Linked DNA regions of Homo sapiens: region 1 is linked to region 2. A link is a loop called in an ENCODE intact Hi-C map of the cell type or tissue named here. Cell type or tissue: sigmoid colon. All regions are shown on one strand. Each heading gives the region's core, and the rest is flanking DNA. Links, peaks and the distances in the headings are about the cores only. Region 1 overlaps USP11 (ubiquitin specific peptidase 11). Region 2 has its middle 8.2 kb from the start of ZNF157.

The links. Peaks named below come from ENCODE experiments on the same cell type or tissue, not always from the same donor. Only the 100,000 strongest peaks of a DNase experiment are listed, where the experiment ranks them.
Region 1: it touches region 2 in a loop (4-fold over the local background); 16 of 110 quality-filtered maps call a loop at or near these places.

The regions. Positions count from the first base shown.
Region 1 is chrX:47,236,157-47,239,076 of GRCh38, forward strand. USP11 (ubiquitin specific peptidase 11) reads left to right here. Exons shown (of 21, transcript NM_001371072.1): 2 at 2,914-2,920. Among named protein-coding and RNA genes, the nearest start is that of USP11, 4.6 kb to the left of the region's middle. In sigmoid colon, for the core only: no CTCF peak of the experiment used is centred there; no DNase peak of the experiment used is centred there.
Region 2 is chrX:47,360,924-47,363,843 of GRCh38, forward strand. No RefSeq gene overlaps it. Among named protein-coding and RNA genes, the nearest start is that of ZNF157, 8.2 kb to the right of the region's middle. RefSeq lists an enhancer at 953-1,152. In sigmoid colon, for the core only: no CTCF peak of the experiment used is centred there; DNase peaks (open chromatin) are centred at 928 and 1,358; H3K4me3 peaks cover 770 bases; H3K27ac peaks cover 634 bases.

The sequences.
Region 1 (2,920 bases), core at 282-2,781, 120 kb before region 2:
TTTCACCTCATTAAAAAAATTACCACACCAGTGTTGGTTCAGTGTTGAAGCCGGTTTGTCTCTGCTGTCATGGGTATTATCATGAAGCATTTTTGCTAAACTCCACTTTGTTAATGCTTCTCTAGTAAGAGCAAAGCATCTCAAGGTTCTTTATTGCTGTCCATTTTCCATTTTACAGGGGTTTGCTTAAGTGGCCAGGATATATGTGTTTATAAAGCATTTTGAAGTCATGGACTAACCCCAAATCATATATCTTGTATCAGTATTAATATTTGCACCTTCTGTCTTTTGTCAGCTGGCAGATTTGGGTGAGGGTAGTTAATTAATTTGGTCATCACAACTGATTTAATTTCTGGGAGAAGCTTGTATTTTAAGGCAAATTCAAATCTGTAATAATATAGCCTCCTTGGAAATTTTCACTTTTTCCTTTTGTGGGATGAACCATCTTCAAACACAAATCAGACACAAGAGAAAACTAGAAGACAGAAAATAAAGAATTGTTTAGCAACTTTTTTCCATAAGCACATATTTCATATCATTTCAACAAATTTGAGGAAGCACGAATAAACCTAAGTGACTTTAGCAAGATCAGTTGTACCTGTATATACTGGCAGCAAGAAACTAGAAAATTAAAATTTATGATACCATTTATGATAGCATCCAAAAAATTGAATACCCAGCTGTAAATATAATAATTTGGGTGTTATTGATACAGACCATGACACCTTTGTTGTGACTGCCACCTGGCCTGACAGAGATTGTGAGACATCCTGATTTCAGAGATGTTAACAATGATTTTTTTAAAGTGTCTTTGACTTGAAGCAATATGGTAATAATTTTCTGTGAAAAATTATGTAAAATGTCAGTCCTCTATGAAATCTATAGAAGTTCAGCCTGTGACCAGGTCTGGAAGTTTTGCTTACCACTCTACAGCGTGATTTTAATGTTATTTTTTGTTCAAAATCTGCTCTTAAAAAGAAGTTGAGCAGTGCCTACCTTTGCATTGGAAGGTACTGTTAACTATAGCTTTACTGAACAAATTAACTTCATAGACTGGCTATGGAGGCAAGTAAAGCCACAAAGGGTGGATGGTGGTGTGTGGGGTGCAGGGTTGGGTCTGAGCATTGAGCCACCGGCACAGAAGGGTTTGTTTCCCTGGTGTGAGTGATATGGGGCAGGGTCTGTGGGGGTCAGTGCAGCAAAAAAACAAAACCAACAAAAAACCCACAGAAATGTTTGCCTATCTAGGTGACTTGTGACTATTCCAAGATTTGTCTGTCCCTCCATCCTCCCACCTCTCTGATCCTTTCATGAACAAGGGAAAGTTGACATTTTAAAGAATCACATTGATGAGGTTAAATTGGGAGAATCGCTTGAACCCGGCAGGCAAAGGTCGCAGTGAGCTGAGATTGTGCCACTGCACTCCAGCCTGGGCGACAGAGCAAGACTCTGTCTCAAAAAATGATAATAATAATAATGAGGTTAAATTGCTTGAAAACCAGCCAATATAATGTTATGTGCATTTCATCAAATTTGGTTATTTTTTAAAAAGCATTTATTTGAGGCTGCTCAGTATTTGGGATAGCCTTTTATGTGTCAGAAATGCCACAGCAGAACAGGTGTGTGTGTATGTGTGTGTGTGTGTGTGTGTGTGTGTGTGTGTGTGTGTGTTTAGGCAGGAGGAGGTTTATGTCTGTGAGCTTTTATGTCCAAGTCCTGAAGTCCAAGCTGTCAGAACAATGACAGCTAAAATTCATTTAGCACTTATTATATGTCAAGTATTTTCCAAACTTCAGGATTTCTCACAAAGGTAGATTTCAATATAGTTCTAAATGGTTATCCTTGTAGTACATATAAGTTTCACCTTTAAAAGAGAGCTAGTTGAACTGTATACTGAAAAATGCTTGATGGTAAGTTTTATGTTACATGTTTTTATCACAGTTTTTAAGAGAACCATAAGCTCAGGAATTTACTATAAAGCCAAAGTAAATTCTAAATTAAAAAATGATGAACAATAGCAATATGCAGTTCTTTTTTTTTTTTTTTTTTTTGAGATGGAGTCACTCTGTCGCACAGGCTGGAGTGCAGTGATGCAGTCTCGGCTCACTGCAACCTCTGCCTCCAGGGTTCAAGTGATTCTCATGCCTCTGCCTCCCAAGTAGCTGGGATTACAGGCACGTGCCAGCACACCTGGCTAATTTGTTGTATTTTTTAGTAGAGACGGTTTCACCATGTCAGCCAGGCTGGTCTTGAACTCCTGACCTCAGGTGATCCACCCGTCTTGACCTCCCAAAGTGCTGGGATTACTGGCGTGAGCCACTGTGCCCGGTCTTTTTTTTTTTTTTTTTTTTTTTTCAGTATGCAGTTTTTGAAGGAAAACCTTATGATTCTTTTTAGCATTTTAAATTCTTTGCTCCTTTTAAAAGCAGATTTTTCACCATTTATCAAATCTAGTTCTTAGCTGAAGAATTATGCTTCCATTGATAGATCCTTTAGAAACAAACACATAATGAATGGCTAAAGCCTTATAAAATTAGCTGCAGATGGCACATATCTTGAGCCTAACTTAACTGGGTTATCCCACAGACTAATTCAAATGAATCATCTTTTATTCTATAATAAAACCTCATGTTTCCTAGCACTATAAGTATGGATTTTTTGTTGGTTTGTTTGCCATTGTTAACCACATTTTCTGTTTTTAATCAGATTTCTTTTTTAATACTAAGAAGTTATCTAACATACAAATCTGAGTTTCACTGAATAAATTTTGCTTCGAATTTATTTTTATATGATGCTGAAACTTTTCATCTTAAATTATAATGTGTCAATACTTTCAGTCTGTTGGGCATGGGAAGTTGTATAGCTAACCCTCAGCTACCCATGTAACACCCTTGTTACCTGTCTGGGCCCCAGGTTCCTT
Region 2 (2,920 bases), core at 142-2,641:
TTTAGTTTTTGTAGAGACAGGGTCTCACTGTGTTGCCCAGGCTAGTCTGGAACTGCTGGCCTTAAGCAATCCTCCCTCCTTGGCCTCCCAAAGTACTGGGATTACAGGCATAAGCTACTGTGCCTGGCCACTTGTGAATATTTTTGTTTTTGTTTTTTGAGAGAGTTTCGCTCTTGTTGCCAGGCCAGAGTACAATGGCATGATCTTGGCTCACCGCAACCTCCACCTCCCGGATTTAAGCGATTGTCCTGCCTTAACCTCCCAGGCACATGCCACCACACCCGGCTAATTTTTTGTATTTTTAGTAGACACGGGGTTTCTCCATGTTGGCCAGGCTGGTCTCAAACTCTTGACCTCAGGTGATCCACCCACCTCGGCCTTCCAAAGTGCTGGGATTCCAGGCGTGTGCCACCACGCCAGGAATGTTAACCTATGTTTTCAACTAAATTTTGTGAAATCTAAGTACAAATCAAGTATTTCTGATGAAAATTTAGCTTTCAAAATTGAGATGTGCTGTCAGTGTAAAATACACATCTGATTTCACAGTGTTATTACCACAAAAAGAATGCCAAATATCTAGGTAATTTTAAAAATTTATTACCTGTTGAAATAAGAATGTTTGGTTAATGTAGTTCAAACAAAGTATGTTATTAAAGTTAATTTAACTTATTTCTTTTCCTTTTTGTGTCATCTGTCTGCAACCTCTCATGTTACATCTCCTCCCTGTCTTCCACTTGGGTTGGAAATTGAGGCTCCTGTTCTGTGTCAAAGTGATTTAGTCTCTCAGGCATTAAGATGCTTCATTCTTAATGATGTAATTTGAACCGCAAAATTATTTCGCCTAGTGACAAGGATGTTCGCATTTCATTGGCCATGGAGACTAAAGCTTGCCTCCCACACAGAGCCATTGGCTAGCTGCACCATCTCTCCAAAGCAACCTCGGGCTGTGCCCCCACCCACTTCAAATACCTCCAGCTGTGCTATTTACCTGCACCCTCCCCGTCAGGCTATGTCCGTCCTGCCCCTTCCTTGCACTGGACAATGGGGACTTCTGCTGATTTACAGATCAGGCAGCCTCATATTGACCTGGGAGACCAGAGCCTGTTTCTTATATTCAGCCATTAGCTAACTGCGCCTTCTGTCCACAGCTTCTCAAGCTAGGCTTTGGCTGCCTCGCTTCACATGGCAACGGGGTTAGTTACTACCTAGTAACAGTTTACCATGACTGCCATAGGCTGAAGAGACTAAAGCCCATCTTCTCGTGCATTCATTGGCTAACTATTTATAGCAACTCAGGTCCCTTTCACCCTGCACATAGCAACAGGGGCTTCTCCCTAGAACAGGCTGCTACTTCATCCCATTGGCCACCAGGAACCAGATCCCACCTCCCCGATGCAGCCACTGGTCAGCTGCACCATCTGTCTACAACTCCCCAGATTTGGTCTAGACAAGAAATCTCAAACTGCTGGTTTCTATGAACTCTGCTGCCACCACTGCTCATCTGGCTGGACCTCGAACTTGGTCATTTGTTATCTAATCCACCGTCAATAACTCCCTTGTCAAAATCTAAAATCTGGGCCCCTGTTAACATTTTCACCACTTCTGGACCAACTTTAAACCCCATCTTTTTTTTTTTTGGTGAGACAGTCTCGCTCTATCGCCCAGGCTGGTGTGCAGTGGCGCGATCTCGGCTCACTGCAACCTCTGCCTCCCGGGTTCAAGCGATTCTCCTGTCTCAGCTTCCCGAGTAGCTGAGATTACAGGCGTGAGCCACCACACCCAGCTAATTTTTGTTTTTTTGGTAGAGACAAGGTTTCACCATGTTGGCCAGGCTGCCCGCTTCGGCCTCCCAAAGTGCTGGGATTACAGGCGTGAGCCACCACGCCCGGCTTCCCAGCAGTATTTAGTCTGACCTCAATCTAGTGCTCTGATAACTCTTCCACCATCACTGCCTTTCTGCAGCTTAGCATTCAGCCTTTAACTATTCCCCCAGCAATACCCCGCTGACCTGAAGCCTGAATCAGGCCTATTCATTTTTCCACCGTCAATACATACTAGGACTGATCTCAAACTTCACCTCTGTGAACTCTTCCAACATTAATGACCTTGATAAAGACTACCAAGGTCACATCCATAGTCGCAAAAGAGATGGGTTTATTAACCTGCTGCGGCAAGGAAGACCACGCCCCACAGGAACTGTGGGGATGTCTCACCTAAGGTAACTTAACTTGTTCCAGTTTGCCCAGGACTTTCCTGCTTTTAGTACTGAATGCCCTTGTCCCAGTAAACCCTATTCCTGGGCAAACAGAGTTGGTTGATCACCTTAGTGTCAATGAACAAAGGAAGAAATGGGATTAGTATAGGATATAGGAGTGGAGTTTAGGTAAAGTTTAAATGAAGCAGTGTTTTGACAAGCCCAAAGCAAAGGAGGTTGGTATGGAAAAGGATTAACATTAGGTTCAGACTGTGAAGCAGACCTAGGGTCCTTTTTCTTTAGAAACACAAAAGAAGCTGGGCGCAGTGGCTCACGCCTGTAATCTCAGCACTTTGGGAGGCTGAGGCAGTTGGATCACCTGAGGTTAGCAGTTGGAGACCAGCCTGGCCAACTTGATGAAACCCTGTCTCTACTAAAAATACAAAAATTAGCTGAGTGTGGTGGCACATGCCTGTAATCCCAGCTACTCGGGAGGCTGAGGCAGGAGAATCGCATGAACCCGGGAGGCGGAGGTCACAGTGAGTGGAGATCACACACTGCACTCCAGCCTGGGCAACAGAGCGAGACTCTGTCTCAAAAAAACCCACAAAAGATAGGCTGCGTGCAGTGGCTCAGGCCTGTAATCCTAGCACTTGAGGTGGGTGAATCCCTTGAGCCCAAGAGTTTAAGACCAGCCTGGGCAACACAGTAATATCTTGTCTTTAC